2 separate regions of the Mus musculus genome follow, and region 1 is linked to region 2. The links are chromatin loops, found by intact Hi-C in ENCODE. Cell type or tissue: left cerebral cortex. All regions are shown on one strand. Each heading gives the region's core, and the rest is flanking DNA. Links, peaks and the distances in the headings are about the cores only. Region 1 holds the start of Rbm19 (RNA binding motif protein 19). Region 2 overlaps Med13l (mediator complex subunit 13-like).

What was found. Hi-C counts contacts between places; a loop is a spot of excess contacts. Peaks named below come from ENCODE experiments on the same cell type or tissue, not always from the same donor. Only the 100,000 strongest peaks of a DNase experiment are listed, where the experiment ranks them.
Region 1: a loop joins it to region 2, with 5 times the contacts of the local background. A loop is called at or near these places in 8 of 42 quality-filtered maps.

What each region holds. Positions count from the first base shown.
Region 1 is chr5:120,112,801-120,121,127 of GRCm38, reverse strand. It overlaps Rbm19 (RNA binding motif protein 19), which reads right to left and starts at 4,615. Exons shown (of 24, transcript NM_028762.1): 1 at 4,479-4,615; 2 at 2,286-2,468; 3 at 1,377-1,496; 4 at 1,198-1,233; 5 at 827-1,031. The coding sequence starts at 4,514. Gm10390 (predicted gene 10390) reads left to right here. Exons shown (of 3, transcript NR_045793.1): 3 at 1-32. In left cerebral cortex, for the core only: CTCF peaks have their summits at 3,922 (motif pointing left) and 4,790; DNase peaks (open chromatin) are centred at 4,172 and 4,682; H3K4me3 peaks cover 1,312 bases; H3K27ac peaks cover 504 bases.
Region 2 is chr5:118,758,630-118,766,956 of GRCm38, reverse strand. It overlaps Med13l (mediator complex subunit 13-like), which reads right to left. Exons shown (of 31, transcript NM_172424.4): 29 at 7,694-7,855; 30 at 5,559-5,671; 31 at 1,519-4,256. The coding sequence ends at 4,124. Among named protein-coding and RNA genes, the nearest start is that of Gm42015, 81 kb to the left of the region's middle. In left cerebral cortex, for the core only: a CTCF peak has its summit at 3,403 (motif pointing right); DNase peaks (open chromatin) are centred at 2,887, 3,408, 3,949, 5,695 and 1 more place; H3K27ac peaks cover 1,049 bases.

The DNA of each region.
Region 1 (8,327 bases), core at 209-8,208, 1.4 Mb before region 2:
GTGCAAAAACATAAGGATGCTCTTGAAAAACCAACATATGTGTGTGTATACATATATATGTATTATATATATACATGGATTGTGTAAGGAGCAATATGAATTGTGTAAGGAGCTTCACAGATCTAAAGCAACAGGGGCAGCTGCACTATGAGCCAGCTTGTCAGGAAGATATAAAGGTAGGCAGATACAAAGGTAGGCAGGTTCCTGAGTTTAGAGTCAGCCTGGGACATAGGGAGTTTAGGCCCAGGTCTAGGCCCAGGCCCAGGCCCAAGTGTGGTAGGAATGGTAATTCCAGAGCAGGGTATCACCCAGCTATCTTATTGCCCGTGCTTGTGCTGGCTGTCTCTAAGAATCAGGGGGCTGGGATCATGGGAGGCTGGGATTCTGAGAGGCTGATTCATGGGATAATCAAAAGGGAACCTCGGGTAATGAGCAAATTGATATATATAAAAAACTGGGCTTTGATTTGCAAGAGATGAGATTTTAGAATTGCAAAAAAAGTTGTCTTGATAAAAAAGCTATCTGGAGATCAGAGAAAGCAGAACATAGAACAATCTGGAAAGCTATCTTGGGCAGAACATAGGCTGTCAGTTTGTAACTTGTAATTTGACTGAGTCGTTTGTTTCTCCGCTCCCTGATACCCCTTCTCTCGGGAACCCCTCTCCAAGCCCAGGCTGGTCCTTGGCACTTTTCTTAGCCCATGTCACCAGAAAGTGTCACACAAATTGTCCTTTGTATGTCTGTGCCAAGTATATGGTACTTGTGCCCATCAGGCCAAGGCCAGGCAAAGGCCAGAAGGCACAGCACTCCCGGGACTCACACTCACCTTCAGGGTCCTCTCTGGCTGGCTCCTCCTCACTCTCCTGCCCAGAGTCAGAGTTGGAGTCGGAGTCGAAGTTCAGATAGTCACTTGATGCCTTGGTTTTTGCTTTTGGGAGCTTGGCCTCCAAAGCGTCGTTTGCCCACGTGGCCACTTGGGTCCTCTTCTGATGAATTGACAGGAACTCCTGGAACTTGGCATCTTCCTTCAGCTGTGGCAGGTGGAAGAGGCAGGAGGAGGGACAGGAGGAGGGAGATGAGGCAGCGCTTCAGGAGGCTCGGTGTTCCAGCCCTCCTCCCTCTCAGTGCTCACAGGCCTCCTCCTTCTTCAGCCACACAACACTCACCCTCCTCCCTCTCTACCCACAGAATACTCACCTTCTCCAGGTCACTGGGCCCTTTTTTCTTCTTGTCCTGAAAGTAGAAGGCAGACGGGCTCACGCCGATGCTGGGCGTACCCACCTTCCAAAACCATCCTAAATATACTCCCAACTCCTTCCCAGCCAGAGACCACCCTGCCATCACTGGGCACAGGGCTGGGGGTACTGCCTACATACCTTTTTAGTGTCTGAGGGAACGGAGTCTTGCGACGGCTGCTTGGGCTGACTTGACTTCTGGGCATGCTTGCTCCAAGCTCGGGGCTTCGATGGGTCTCCAAAGGACTTGCAGAATTCGACCTGCATGGGAAAGAGAGCTGGCTTCCACAGCTGCTGAGGTCCCTAGGCACGTGTGCATCCCCTTCAGCACAGGAGTATGGGTTTCCCAGAGTGCAGTGGTCGCTGACCTGCTATCTGCTTTAAAGCGAATCACTTTCATTCCCAGCCTAGACACTGCCCCCCAAAAAGTCATGCTGCCATTTACAGAAGACTAATTCTGTCTCCCAGGCCATCCAGAAGAACGTGACAGGAAATGCTATTGTCCCCTGGGAGTCAGCCCCTGCCTAGTACAGGGCAACAGGGAGCAATGGCCACAAGTCAGGTGACTATTTACCACAAGGCAAGTTCAGTTACAGCAGAAAACAAGCCCAGGGTACCAGGGACAGTTGGGTGACCAGAGGAGTGTGGAAGAACGCCTGGGACCACACATGAACTGATTCATCCCTCTGTTCTGGTAACTCCACTACATCCTCTGAGGCAGCCTTTGGGAGGGCACTCCCACAAGCCATGCCCAGATGGTCTAGGCTGTTGCTGGTCAGCAAACTGCTTTCTCCTAGGGATGGATGCCCCTGTAGAAGTAACTGCGCCTACCAGTTCTATCACACTTATCACTCGTGGTCAGGGTACAAAGGTCAAACAACGTAAAAGAGTGAAGAGTTAAAAAGTACTTTAATAATTCAGAAACTCGGGGAGGGCCCAGTGAGCAGTGGGCCGACTCTCAGGCAACGATGCTCAAGCACTTGAAAGCCTGGGTAGTCCTGAGGTAAGGCAAACTCTACGGTGGGCAGGATGAGACTCGCTCAGACTCACGGTGATCCGGGTCGTGTCAATAAAGCTCCGGTGGAAATGGTTCAGTGCTGCCTGGGCCTCCTCCTCCGACTTGAAACCTATGAAGCCGAACTTTCGGAACTTGCCGTCTTTGGTGAACTTGAGGCTGCAGTCGGTCAGTGTGCCAAAGGCGGCAAACAGCTGCCGGAATCGCTCCTCCTTCATCTAGAGCAGAAGGATATAATGAGAGAGAGGAGGGAGAAGGGTCCCTGGAGCCAAGAGACAAATAACCTAGAGGGCCTGGAGGGAATCCTGAGATGAGCAGGTGACAGACCTTGACTTTTTTAAGGGTGGCCAGGTCCTGGCTCAGAGCCTGACACCCGCTGAGCACCCCTGAGCAGGCCATTCAGTTCTTTAATAAGGAAATGGAACTTCAAGGCACCTCAATTGGTCTCTTCTCTTTCTTGCCCTGTCCCCGTTGAGGAAGACATCAATTACAACTTCCATCCTGAGGCTGCCACAACAAACAAGATACCCAACAGAGGCTTGTCCAAATAAACAAAGACAAGGGAAGCTGTGTAAACGTTTGCTTACCTTGGGAGCCAGCGAATAATGGAGCCCATTAAAGATGCCCACACCCTGGTCCCCAGCACCTGGGGTTGCACTGTAGAACAATTACAATGGGGAGTGCAGCCCCATTGGGCCTCAAACTAGAGATCTGCCTGCCTCACTTCCCAGCCCCAGCAGGGGTGTCCCATTGCACCCAGATATTTCAAAAGAGATATTTTTTCAGGTGTGTTTTAAAACCTGGTGATAAGGCCAGGCGTGGTCAAGCACACCTTTAATCCTAGCACTCTGGAGGCAGAGGCAGGCAGATTTCTTTAGTTTGGGGCCAGCCTGGTCTACATAAATGTTAAGTTCCAGGACAGCCAGGGCTACTAAATGAGATCCCGTGTCAGAAAAGGACAGAAACCCTGAGATGAGGCTAGGTATGGTGGGGAGGCAGAAGCAGGTGTTCAAGGTCAGCCAGGGCTACAGATTTAAGAGTCTGTTTTTTTAAAAAAGCATCCCCCAAAACAACAAACAAAATCCCAAATAGGGGAGATCATCTTGGGTCTCCCTTTTGGGGGGGATGCATATGATATCCCACATACCAGATATTTACGTTATATTCATAATGAGAAAATTACAGTTATGCAGTAGCAACAAAATAACTTCATGACTAGGGGGTCACAACAGGAGGAACTGTATTAAAGGGGGGCACAGCATTTGGAAGGTTGAGGACTGCTGTTCTGGGGGGCACATGGTCCCAACAACAACAAAACAAATTTAATTAATTTATTTATTTTTAGCCACATCATCTTGCTATGTAACCCAGGCTGGCCTTGAACTCGCCACCCTCTGCCTATGGAAAGCTGACAACAGGTGTATGCACCACCACACTTGGCTTTGAAGTCTAATCTTGCTCTGTGATGGTGAACCAGTAAGCATTCTCTAGTCTGTTCCCTGTTGTGACACACATCAAGGATACAAAGCAATTTGGGGGGCGTGGGCTGGAGAGATGGCTCAGCAGTTAAGAGCACTGACTGCTCTTCCAAAGGTCTTGACTTCAAATCCCAGCAACCACATGGTGGCTCACAACCATCTGTAATGGGATCTGACGCCCTCTTCTGGTGTGTCTGAAGACAGCTACAGTGTACTTACACATAATAAAAAAATAAATCTTTTAAAAACAAACAAAAAAACCAAAGCAATTTGGGGAGGAAGACCATTGATTTGGCTTATGGGTCTCCATCACAGTCCGCCATCCAGGGAAGTCGAGGCAAGAACCGACGCAGACTTACTTGCCCCGCCAACATCTGTACACAGCCCAGGGACACTTGCCGAGGCGTGACAGCACCCACAGGGGGCTGGAACCTCCCACACCCATCACTCCTCAGAGCACCACAGGCTGGTCCACAGGCATATGGACGCAATAACATCCAATGAAGTTCCCTCTCCGTAAGTGACTCCGGTCTGGGTCAAACTGACCCAAACTGCCCAGCACAACATGGAAGGATCCTCAGAATGCTCGGAAGCCACTTTGCGGCTTGCTGAGCCCTCAGGACAGGGTGCCGCCTCCTTGGATTCCGGACCTCCCCAGTCCTGTCCCTGACTTAGAACCCCTCCATCCTTCACCCTCCATTCCCGGACCTCTGCTTCCACTTCCGGGCCCCATCCCCGGCTCCCGCTCACCCCATTCGGGAGGTTCTTCACGATCAGACGCGACATGGCTCTCAGGTTCCCTTCGCTTTTCAGACTCACGACCCCGGCGACAGCGACTTCCCACAACTTTCACGCCGCCACACTGGGCGCCGCCATTTTTAGCGAGTCACGTGGCCCCCGCCGCGTTCCATCCGGAAGTGGGTGTGGCCTCACGGGAGACTCTCTCCGGGGAAAGTCCCACCCACAAGGCGGGGTTGGCGGGGACGGGGGAAAGGCCCGAGCGCTCGCGTTTTCTCCGCCAGGTCTTGGGGCCTCTAAATCCCCGCAAGGAAGGCAGGAGGCGCTGATGTCCAACCCCCTCGGGATGACAGGCTTCTGGGAAAGAGCAGAGAGCCTAGAAAAAAAAAATTGTTTTAAAGGTAAAGGCAAGCGGATCTCCGAGTTCCAGGATAGCTAGGGCTGCACAGAGAACCCCCGTTACAAAAATAAAATTATAAAGGTTTATTTATTGTGTAAAGGCGTTGAACTCAGAAACCCTCCCGCCTCTGCCTCCCAAGTGCTGAGATTAAAGGTGTGCGCCACCACTGCTCAAATAGATTTTCTTCTTCTAAAAGACATTTTGCTCCATCTCCCCATATCCTTTCTTGTTACTGTTGGCAGCTTTATTGAGATACAGTCCAGGTGCCACACAATTTGCCCACTTAAAGTGGACAACTCCAGTTGGCAAGATGGCTCGTCAGATAAAGGCACTTGTGGGCAAGCCTGACAGCCTGAGATTTCCCTCCCCCCAACCCCCCAACCTTGGTTCTTCGTAGTGGGAGGAGAGAACCAATCTTAGAACATTTTTTATTGAAAAAAAAAAATGCAGCTAGGCAGTGATGGCGCTCGCCTTTAATCCCAGCGCTCAGGAGACAGAGGCAGGCAGATCTCTGAGTTAAGGCCAGTCTGGTCTACAGAGCTAGTTCCAGGACAGCCAAGGCTAAACCATTTTTTTCAGATAATTTATATAGATATTTTTAAAGATTTATTTATTATTATATGTAAGTACACTGTAGCTGTCTTCAGACACACCAGAAGAGGGAGTCAGATCTTGTTACGGATGGTTGTGAGCCACCATGTGGTTGCTAGGATTTGAACTCTGGACCTTCGGAAGAGCAGTCGGGTGCTCATACCCACTGAGCCATCTCACCAGCCCCCAGATAATATATTTTGATCATGGCTTCCCCGTCCCACCAGCTCCTTCCTGCCTCCCCACCAACCCAGCCCCCAGTCCTTTTGTTCTCTTTAGAAAGAAAACAGGCAAACAAAACAAACAAAAATGAAGGAGAAGGAGAAGAAGAGAATGAAAGAGAGACCACAAGAAACACCCCACACAGTCAGAAACCATTATATACAAGCAAAAGACCAGTCACCAACTTCCCGCCTTCTAGGAACCTAGAATCTATCTGGCATCTCTATGGATGTGTTACTTTCTTGGCTGATTTTTCTCTTCACATATTGTTTTCAAGGTTAATCCATGTCTCTGCATGAATCATCCTTCACTCGTTACCCCTCCCCACACACACACACACACACAAGTGTCAAATGTCGGACTCCAGTATGTTTGTGTATCCAACCATCTGTCTAAGGCATCTGGGTGGATGTACCCCATGGCTATTGATAGTAACATTGCTGAGAACGTCTGTGTTCGTGCCTGTCTCTACGTGGACATGTGTCTTCATTCCTCGCCGGCACAGTCCTAGGTTGGGGTCCCCCCCAGGTCTTTAGGAACTGGGTTTTTTTTTTTTTTTTTTTTTTTTTTCCGAGACAGGGTTTCTCTGTATAGCCCTGGCTGTCTTGGAACTCACTTTGTAGACCAGGCTGACCTCGAACTCAGAAATCCGGCTGCCTCTGCCTCCCAAGTGCTGGGATTAAAGGCGTGCGCCACCACCGCCCGGCCTTTAGGAACTTTTAATCAAATAGTTTTGCAAACTGTCTGCATTATTATGTTTTTCTGAAGGTTGCGTATGAAAAGGTTCATTTCCCGTCCTTCCGTTCTCATTGGTTCTTTTTAAATTACGCCCGCCTCACTGTCTGTTACTGCATATTTGATTGGCCGGAGCGGGTAGCCATCTTTGTCTCTGAACCCACTCCATCCCTGAGCTCCAAGACCAGCTCAAGCACAAAGCCCTAACCAGCATCTTCCTCTATGAGCTCCAGATGCAAGGAGCTCACGTGTCCAACAGAGCTGCAGAGCTGCACCAAGCACACAGAATTTACCGCTGGTGCCCAGAGGGAGAGGCACCTTCAGGAAAGTTCTTGCTGGGATCAGAGGTAGCAGCGGTGGTAGCTCGTGCTTGGAGCCCCAGTGCTAAGGAGGCAGAAGGCAGAGAAAGGTGTATCCTTGGGGTTTGCTGGAGACCTGGACTATCTAGTGAGCTCCAGGATAGGAGGGACCTTGTCTCAAAGGAGATTGGCCATATTCCTGAGGATGACATCTGGGTTTGTCTTCTGGTTTCCACATACATATGCATGCACACACTCTCCCGTGTGTGTGTGTGTGTGTGTGTGTGTGTGTGTGTGTGTGTGTGTGTGTGTATGTGTGTGTGTATACATATATACAACCATCTGTAAATGGGATCCGATGCCCTCTTCTGTTGTGTCTGAAGACAGCTACAGTGTACCCATATACATAAAATAAATAAAATCTAAAAAAAAAAAGGGGGGGGGGATGGCCCTTCCTAAAAGATGCCCCTCTCCTGGTCTTCTAGTACCTGTGGGAAAGGGTCCTTGACCTTGTCACAAGCATGGAAACATGACATCAGCTTGGATGATCTGGGTGGCCTTAGGTCTACTTACCGACAAGTGACCTTCAGCGGGAAGATAGAGATGAGACTGGATGTCACCTAAGACAGGCATGGCAGCCCCAGACTGTGGGCCAGGCATGCACAGAAGGGGCATGATCCTGAAGACAACTTAATCTCGGTCTTAATCACTGGAGACCTAGAGACACTAACTCTCTCATGGAATAATTTGTTATTCTAGCACAGAAAGAAATATAGATGGGCCCTGGTATAGTGGTCATGTCTTTAATCCCAGCACTTGGGAGACAGAGCCAGGAGGATCTCTGTGAACTGGGGGCCAGCCTGGTGTACAGGGTGAGTTCCAGGCCAGCCAGGGGTAAATAGTGAAATAGTCCCCTCCTCCATAAACCAGGCTCTGAAGGGCAGAGGACAGTGGAGCAGGGGCCACGGAAGAAGCTGGGTCGGTGTTCCAGGAGCTGTGGTAGTAGAGAGAAAGGGTCATCACAGAGCTATGGAAGGGTCTGTGGCTGGTTTAAGTGCATTTTCCAGGGTAACACTGGGAACAACTGTCTCAGTCATTGCTCTATTGCTGTGAAGAGACACCGTGACCAAGGCAACCCTGGTAAAGAGAAAGCATTTGATTGGTGACTTGTTTACAGTTTCAGAGGTTTAGTCCTTAACGATCATGGGGCGAGAATGTCGGCAGATAGGCAGGCAGGATGATGAAGAAGTACCTGAGAGCTTCATCCTGGTCCACAGGTGGAGGAGGGGGAAGGAAAGGCAGGAGGGAGGGGAGAGGAGAAGAGAGGGAGGGGAGGAGTGGGGAGACCAAGTCTACCCTGGGCTTTTGAAACCTCAGAGCTGGATCCCAGAGACATACCTCCTCCAAGGCCACGTTTATTCCAACCGGGACTAAACAAATATATGAATCCATGGGGGCCATTCTCATTCAACCCACAATGCTGACCAAGGACAGGGGTCCGTGTAGATAGAACACAGGACCTGGCAAAGAAGCCAAGATGGTTGACTAGGGACTAGATACTAGAGAATGGTCACAGGAAAACCTCCAAGATACACCAGAACACAGAGACAAGCA
Region 2 (8,327 bases), core at 3-8,002:
GCCCAGGACATAAACCATCTTCTAAACTATCTGGATCCCCAGCCTTCCCTTGACACCTGTCATTAGTAACAGGAAATAGTAACTAATAGTGGCTCTCTGTAGAGTAGATGTAAATGACTCTGGCAACACCCGGAGCACGTGGGCCACACATTAGAAACTGCACCTCGGGTAGGACTTCCAACACGAGGAGAGCCAAGCTACTTCTCACAGTGACCAGGACCATGGCCGCAGCAGACTGAGCTCCAGGGTGTGGCTTCTGTTTCAGTAGCTAGTCTTCGGAAGCTTTTTAGTCCTTGTACTGAGGAAAAGCAGTTTCCAAAGGGGGTCTTACTATTTGATACCAGTTGGCATAAAATCCCTCACCCTGTGATGTTCTAAAGGCAGGGACATAAAACCGCTCAGGCTCACAGGTGGAGTGGAGGGCTGTGGGAATTGGAAACCAGTTGCAGAAGGTCAGCTGGATGGCCAACGGCTGTCATCATGTCTCCGCGTCTACAGCAAAACTTCTGCCACCTCGGGTTGAGCCACAAGCTACAGGAAGTCCTGCTTCCCGTAGGAGTAAAGTCAGCAATGATGGAATCAGGTGAGTACCAATTGATGTGTGAGCTGAGCAAAGTGCACAGGAAGGCCCTCGAGAACCCACCCAGTTCTGTTTAGCTTGCCGACGTTGGAGTAGGGAGATCTGAGGAGTGAGTGTGTGTGTGTGTGTGTGTGTGTGTGTGTGTGTGCATGCGCATGTGTCACGGCTGGTACCGCCAATGGAAACACATGGATACATGGCTGCCTTTTAGTGTTGAGCTTTCTGCTTTGCAGAGCACTTGTTGTGAACTCCCCTTGCCTTTCACTGTAAATGATGTGACCAGGGGGATGGGCGTGGTGGTGGGGGGGAGGTCCTATGGAGTCAACCCAGCAAATTGCTGTCTAAATTCGGAGACACTGAGATTAGATTTCAAAGCTGATGGAGGACAATGAAAAAACCAAGTCCCTTCCAATTATTCTGGTTTTTACTGGAAGAGCCGCCGAGTCCCAGGGCTTGTCCATTTTGGGTAATGTTTCAAACGGACAGGAGAGTGAACCCAAGACCGAGTGAGTGGGTTCTCTACTGGAGAAAGAAACACCATAGTCACAGCGGATGGTGTGTGTTTAGCAGGACTTGCTTGTGTGTGGCATGACTGATAGCAAGCTACTGCCACCGGCCTGTACATCAGTAGTGAAAGGGGGGGATGCACACTTGTCCTAGGGCTGTCTGCAAACCTCCCAGGACTAGACACGATCAGATCTGCCCTGCTCAAGAACGCGAAGGACCTAAACACCAGAGCACCTAAGAGGCTCTTGGTGCTGGTGGCATCTGGGACCCGACCTGGGAATGCTGGAACAGCCACTGGGGTGGTGGGTGATGCAATCCCCACGTGCACTCTATAGGCCAGAGCAGTAGATCCGTCTGTGACGCATGTGCAGACTGGAGCGGGGTGATCTCAGTACAGAGAGGGGGTGGGAGGGGAAAAGAGCCACTCGAGGTTTCAGTAATTCAATAATTTATTCCTCTAAAAAAGTGTGTAAAAGTATATAGCTCTCATCCACAAGGTATATATGAATGACATTTAAAATGGAGACCTTTGCCATTGATTCTCTTTTATCAAAGTCTTTAGTGTATTGAACCAGCACTGGGCTGTGGTTCTTAAATGAACGTCACATAGGTTTTGTATTTCTTTCCAATTGTCTGCTAGATATAAAAGAAGCGCACTGCAAAATGCTTGAAGGTAAAAGGAAACAAAAAGAAAAAAAAAAAGAAAAAGAAAATCAGAACTTCCCAAAAATGTACAGCTTTTACATTTTAAAAAAAAGGCTCTTGAGAGATACATACAGGCATGCCGGACCAGCCCTCCCGCCTCCCCTCCCGCCTCCCTTTTCAAACCATGGTAGGAGTTCTGATTTCTGCAGTTTTCTCAAAATAAAAAATAAAAAAAAAATAAAATAAAATAACTTCTCACTCTGTAGCAAATCCAGGGCTTGTACATTTCAGATTAATTCTGTAAAAAACTCACAGGTAAAATAATGCATATTTAGGGGAAATATTATACAGACTTTTGCACACAGAAGTACATAATAAGATTTCTTTAAATCTATTGCCATTCATTTATTTTTTGCACAAAAACGTATAAATATGTCACCAGCTTTTCTTAACTTAAAAAACTTAAATAAAAGACACCAGATGGAAACTACCCTTTGCTGCCTTCTTTTAAAACTTTTTATAGCTTTTTTTTCTGGTTTTTTTTGTGTTTTTTTTTTCCTTTTCACTTTTTCTGCGTAGAGTTGGGTTTCTAGGGAAGAAAAGCCCCTGCAGTAAAAACAGCCCATTTAAAAAAGAGAGAGAGAGAGAGAAATTCAAAGTTCTGGTGAACTCTGAGAGGAAGCAATCCCAAGTGGTAAAGATTACAAATATCTAGTTTACAGCCCGTCCTCCCCGAGGTGACTTTATACAAGTTTACATCTCCGTCATCTTACGCTCTTCAAAAGGCCTTGAGGATTTCCTCGCTGATAAGAAAAAATAGCACTGCGATATTTTAAGTCAATTTTACACTGTACACGTTAGATACAAACGGTTTGATATATCAGATTTTTTAAGCTATACATTGGAAAGCAACCCCCCCAGTTGGTGAGACAGAGAACAGTCACCCATGTACAAGTTATTTCTCTGCTTTCACATCCCCACCACATGTTAATATAATGTTTTAAACGTTAGATTATCTCAAGAAAAATACTTTTACAAAACCATATCAATTATTACATTTTTTTCCTTTTCTTTGTTAATAACCAGGACATGAAAGTCTCTTGGAAGAACTTAGTTTGCATGACTCTCCCACGGGAGCCGGGCTCAGTGCCGGGCCTGTCAGGAGGCTCTGGGAAGCCGGTCTACACCCACCACCCACAGACAGAAACATACGACATAAGGGCTAGAAACAGGGTTTCAAAGTCAACCCTAAGGTCTGGGACAGGGAGTCAAGAATACTTCAATCAGCTGCGAATGCTTTAAAAAGGCTTTTTTTTTTTTTTTTAAAGTCCCACATAGAGGCTCAGCTTCAAGTACTGATGTAACGGTTGAGTTGCACTATTTCTTTGAAACAATATTCCTATGGTCCAGAAAAAATTCACTGTGTTTGTAACTGGTTTCGTGAGCAAACACTTTGGTTGTGATATGTACACGAGTCCCTTTTGATCTAATGAAAGGAGAGACCTGGCTTTCTGTAAGAATTCTCTAGAAAAGGTATTTCCATGTGACTGTATAGAGAAGTGATGAAGGTCCTTGCCTCCAGCTCGGGGCTGAGCCTGACCATCTTCATATAGGGGTGCAACCTACACAGGCTGCAGCCACAGACTGTCTGACCGAGTCTACCACTAGGTGGCCTCCCCGCTTCTTCTCACTCCTTTCTTGGCTTCTAGGACAGAGGTATGTACTCAGAGAATCCTACGGTGGGTCTCAGTGGGCTTCAGCTACTGTACCTGGTCCTCAAGATTAGAAAAAACAAAGTCGCAAAAAAACTTACAACAAAATGAAAAATAAATAAACAGAATGCAGCTGTCCCCAGACCTCCTGTGTCTACACAGGTGTGCCATCAACTAAAACCCTCCTGACAGGCGGGGGAGGCAGAGGCCCCAGCACTAGATCCTGTCCTGGAGCTGGCTCTTAGTTGTGACACATCCCAGGTTATGAAGTATGGGAGACCCCCAGGCATCCACCATTGGCTAGAGGATTGCATTCAGAGGGCTGGACAGCCTGGTACTAAACAGAGGCTGAGAGCAGGCTCTTGTGCAAAAGGACGGTGTCTCTTCTCCTTGCCTCTTCAGCCACCAACAGCCGCCACTTCCCGGGGACTGCAGGCTGCACATATCACACATTGGCTCAAGTCACTGCTTATGGAAATTTCCAGGTCCTCGTGAGACACGTCAAGAAGTCACTGTGGCAATGAACACTGCAGGAGGAGCATGAGCCTGCTCAGAAGGCGTCACAGTGCGGGGTATAGGGAGTGCTCTAAAAAAGGCCGGGCATTTGCAGAGTGGAGCAGGCTCCCTGGCCAAGGCTGCAGGAGGAGCTGAGGCAGAGGGCAAGCGCTTCCCTTCCCGGTTAGAGCATGTTCATGATGGCATTGTACAGCTGCGTGAGCACCACGAAGTGGACGGGAAGGCAGGAAGTGCGGTCCTGGGTGGCTGGATTGCACGTGAGCCAGGATAGGGCGTTGTACTGCTCCAGCACAAACCTGCCAGGGAGAGCACAGAGGTCAGCTTCTGGGCCACAGGCTTGGGGTGTGTGGGGCCCACGTGGCCCACCCTGCGTCCCTGCACACCAGCATGGCCACCTCAGGGCCTCCAGGATCAGGAAGCCACTGAATGAAAACTGTTTCATGTTGGCTAGATGCCAAAATGAGAATATACTGATCATATTGAATTGTTCAGAATGTAATACTTTACTGACACTCGGCTTTCCAAGTTTCTCCATGTTATTCTGATGTGGTCACTGGAAAAAAATCAACAGGGATGGACAGGGCCTTGCTCTCTATGGCAGGTTAGCCTGATACTTTTGACCACAGCCTTAGTTGTCTGCCTGGGTGTGCATGGGTATCCTAGGTGTGCATGGTTGTACTTAACTTGCACAAGACCCTTGCTCTCTGTTCCATCAGAGACCCTGGGGGCCAAGTTGCTAGTGAGGCACCTGTCCATCGCCCATTTCCAAACCACAGTACATCAGAGAGCACCCAGAAAGGCTCAGCTCTCAAGGCACAGGATAGCTTCTGTCTGCTTGTTGTTTTGAAGATCCAGTCTTGGGTCTGGGGCAATATCTCAGCTAGTGACAGAAAGGCTGAGTGTGTGCCCCAGAACCCGTGTAAAGCAGTGAGCAACAGTGCACACTATAATCCAATAGCAGGAGGAGGGAAGGGGAGAGGAGGTGGACACAGGCCAATCTCAGGAGCACGGTGAGAGACAGGAAGAGACTGGCTGGCATCTGGCACGTGCATCCACATGCACACACATGCACATCCACACAGTGTCTCCGGAGCTCAGGCTGGACTCTGGGCTTGAACTCAGTAAGTAAGTAAGGATGACTTTCAACTCCTGGTTCTTTAGCCTTCTCTTTCAAGTTCTGGGATTACAGGCATGCACCATTAAATTTTATGCCCTGATGAAAACAGTGAAACAGAGTCCGTGCATCTGAGGTGCATTCCATAACAAAGAATTAGTGCTCTAGTCAATCGAACATACTTATCTGTGGCAGAGAAGGTCAAACTGAGTTTTCCATGCAGAGCCACTCCCAGGCTCTGCTCCCTAACCTTTGTTCTTCTGCCCAGGGCTGACACCTGCATCACCTCTTTGGAATAGGAAATGAAGTGTCCCTGCACCTCCTGTGTGGTGAACTGAGTGCACACACTGTGTGTCCCTGCACCGTGGGGAGAAGTGGACTCTGCTGCTCTGCACAAGCAGCAGTGTCTCTGAGCACCACCCTGTCCTGCACTCCTCAGGGGCAAGGAGGAAGGAGCGCCACTTTCCCACTCAGTCAGAGCTACCTTAGAACGTCAGATGTGGTCTTGGAGTCCAGAGGGTGTGGAGCCCGCTGAGAGGTCCTGGCAGGAAGGAGCTCATCGGTCTGCGCTACAGAGATGTGGTGATGCAGGGAAGCCTGGGGAAAGACCCGAGAACTTTGTTTCTTTCCAGGTGCAGAGCAGCACAGTGGAGAATGAGCGCGGCCCCAGCCCAGGCTCCGGCTCCTCAGTCATGCAGAGGCAGGCTGCTGTGTGCCTGAGTCCCAACTGCTGAGTCATCTCCTGGGACACACTACTGTCCTAGAGGTAAGCTCAACACTAGTTTCAGGGGCCTCTCTTTCTGGTCTAACCGACTTCATTTTGCTTCTTGAGAAAACAAGCTGACTGGTGTGTGTGCACTCAACAGCACACACGTGAGGTCAGAAGACAGCCTGGCGCACTGATCCCTGCCACCAGACGCACCCGGCCGGGGCTTGGGGGCTCTCTGACTGACTGGGCCATCTCACCAGCATACCTTGCTTCTAACACAACAGTCGAGCACATGAAACAGCAGTTCCTATGTAGTGCTGTATGCCCTGCCACCAAAGCTGGGACAGTGGCCACTATTTGTCACTTTCTTTTCAGTATTTTACCTTTGAAATATTTTAAAACAAACCAAATACTCTATCATTTCTCTTGTAAATTTAGGAAGTAATGCTTACAGATGAGAACCTTTAAGAACTGTATCGCGCGCGCACACTGAATGTGATTCCTTTGTATCAGCTAATGGGCTATATAGTCAAGTCTCTCTGATGTTCTCAAAACTTTCTCTTCCGTCCTCCAGCTATGGGCTAAGCTGCCGTGAGGGGTGTCGAGGCTCTGCAGTCTAGATGTGGCTCTTCATACTGTGGGGCTTCTCAACCCCTCTACCCTTCAGACCCCTCACAATCCCTACTGTCTGATCTGGAGATTTAATTGCAGGTGCACCTCCAGGGTGGGCAGGCAGAGGACCTCGAGGACAGGCAGGCAGGCGCATTCCACAAGGTGGGCACATAATCAGAGGACACAGAGGCGCTGACTGTCTGCTGTCCCAATACAGACAGAGACTAACCTCCACGAAGGAAACGGCCATTTCCTTCATGCTCAGCTGTCAGGTGAGCAAGGCGCTCCATCACAGCGTTCCGTGCCCGCCTGTGCCTGGTATCTCTGAGTAGAGTGACACACTACCGCCTGTTTGTCACCTCCTGTTTGGATACGACCCTAACAGTCCTGGGGACTCTCCCTGCTCTGCTGACTGACTAGGTGTCCCTCCTACACTGGAGTATTTCCCACAGGTTACTCCATGTCCCCTCCATGCCACACAAGAGTGGCTCACAGCTCTGCCCACTGAGACGACACCAGTGCTGCAGAGCTGGCTCAGCTGGCCCTTACTCACAGCACGGCATGCCGCTTCCCCTCATCTCTTGCTCCCGTCACTGGGCTGGCTTACTCTGTGGCAGGGTTGCTGTGCCCTTCAGCCTTGTTTCAGCTCACAAGTCATATGACCTCCCACCTCAGCCACCTTCACAGCCAGGCATGGGCATGATAAGTACCTACATCATTTCTCACATCTGCCAGCATCCAATGGCTGGAGGTGGGTATGCTGTGCCACAGGGGGAGCTCAGGGCTGTCATCACTCAGTTGACTCCCTTATAAGAGTCCTCTCCCCATGGCTCCCACCATGGTATACTCTCAAACCTCTCTCTCTTTCTGCCAAAAATGAGAAATGGATGCCCTCTGAGGCTCCTTTACACTCTGCACGTGTGGGCCTTGTTTTAAGGGCACAATCAATAAAAGCCATACAAGGAGGAAAACGCACAGATGTGAAAGGTTTGAATGGCCCTGGCTCTGCTCTATGGAGGACGGCTCCAGTATGCAGCCAGGTAGGACTGTGCTGTGGCTTCCTGGCAGTCATCAGTACCGACTAGGAGAGTCAGGTTGTGTGAACTCACTTCTTGACAGCAAGTCGGGGTCCCTTTTCTGAAGTCCACTCTTCTGTAACTAAAACCTCCTCAGACTTTAAGTGACAAGTGACACAGGAGCACAAAGAGCCTGGGTCAGCGAAGAGGAGATTTCTAGCTCCAACCAAATGAAAACACATGCCAGAGACTTGTCTTAAACCCCAGCGTGCATCTACCAACCTTCAGGAAGAGTGGGCACTGGTTCCGGGCCTGGGGGCACGATGACCAAAACCACTGCGGGAGGTTCTCCGCTTTGGCAGTGGACACAAAATACCCAAGGGCCAGGGGCTGCTGCTTGAGTTCCTCTGGAGCCTCCCGAGACAGAAGCCGCTCTCCCTGGCTCTGAAAAACAAGGCCCAAAGCACAATGAGCATCACCAGGCACTAACAGCAGCTTTCATCTTGACTATGCACACTAGTGACAGTCCCCTGCCTGCAGTACCTCCCACCAAAGCCCTTGGGGACTAAGCAATGTGACCTGGAATACACAGGTCTCTGCAGTGAAGTCAGGCATCTGACAAACACTATCGACCAGACAAAGGTTTTGGAAAAATGGATACAGTGATCCCAGAAGCACAAGGCACCCGCTCTGGAGCTGTGTGTCACTGCATGCTGAGATGGAAGACCCCAGCATCCTCAGGGGCATCTAGGACCCCTAGAGTGCACCTGCTCTCCATCATCACCTTCCCTGGATTAGAACTGAGCACCACAGCTCAGAGTCTGCAGGGAGCAATGCTCCTGCCACCCTGTGTGCTCGCTGTGTGGGAGTGCTGAGTGAGTGTGCTGTGAGTGAGTGTCGTGTGCCTCTCGGAGTC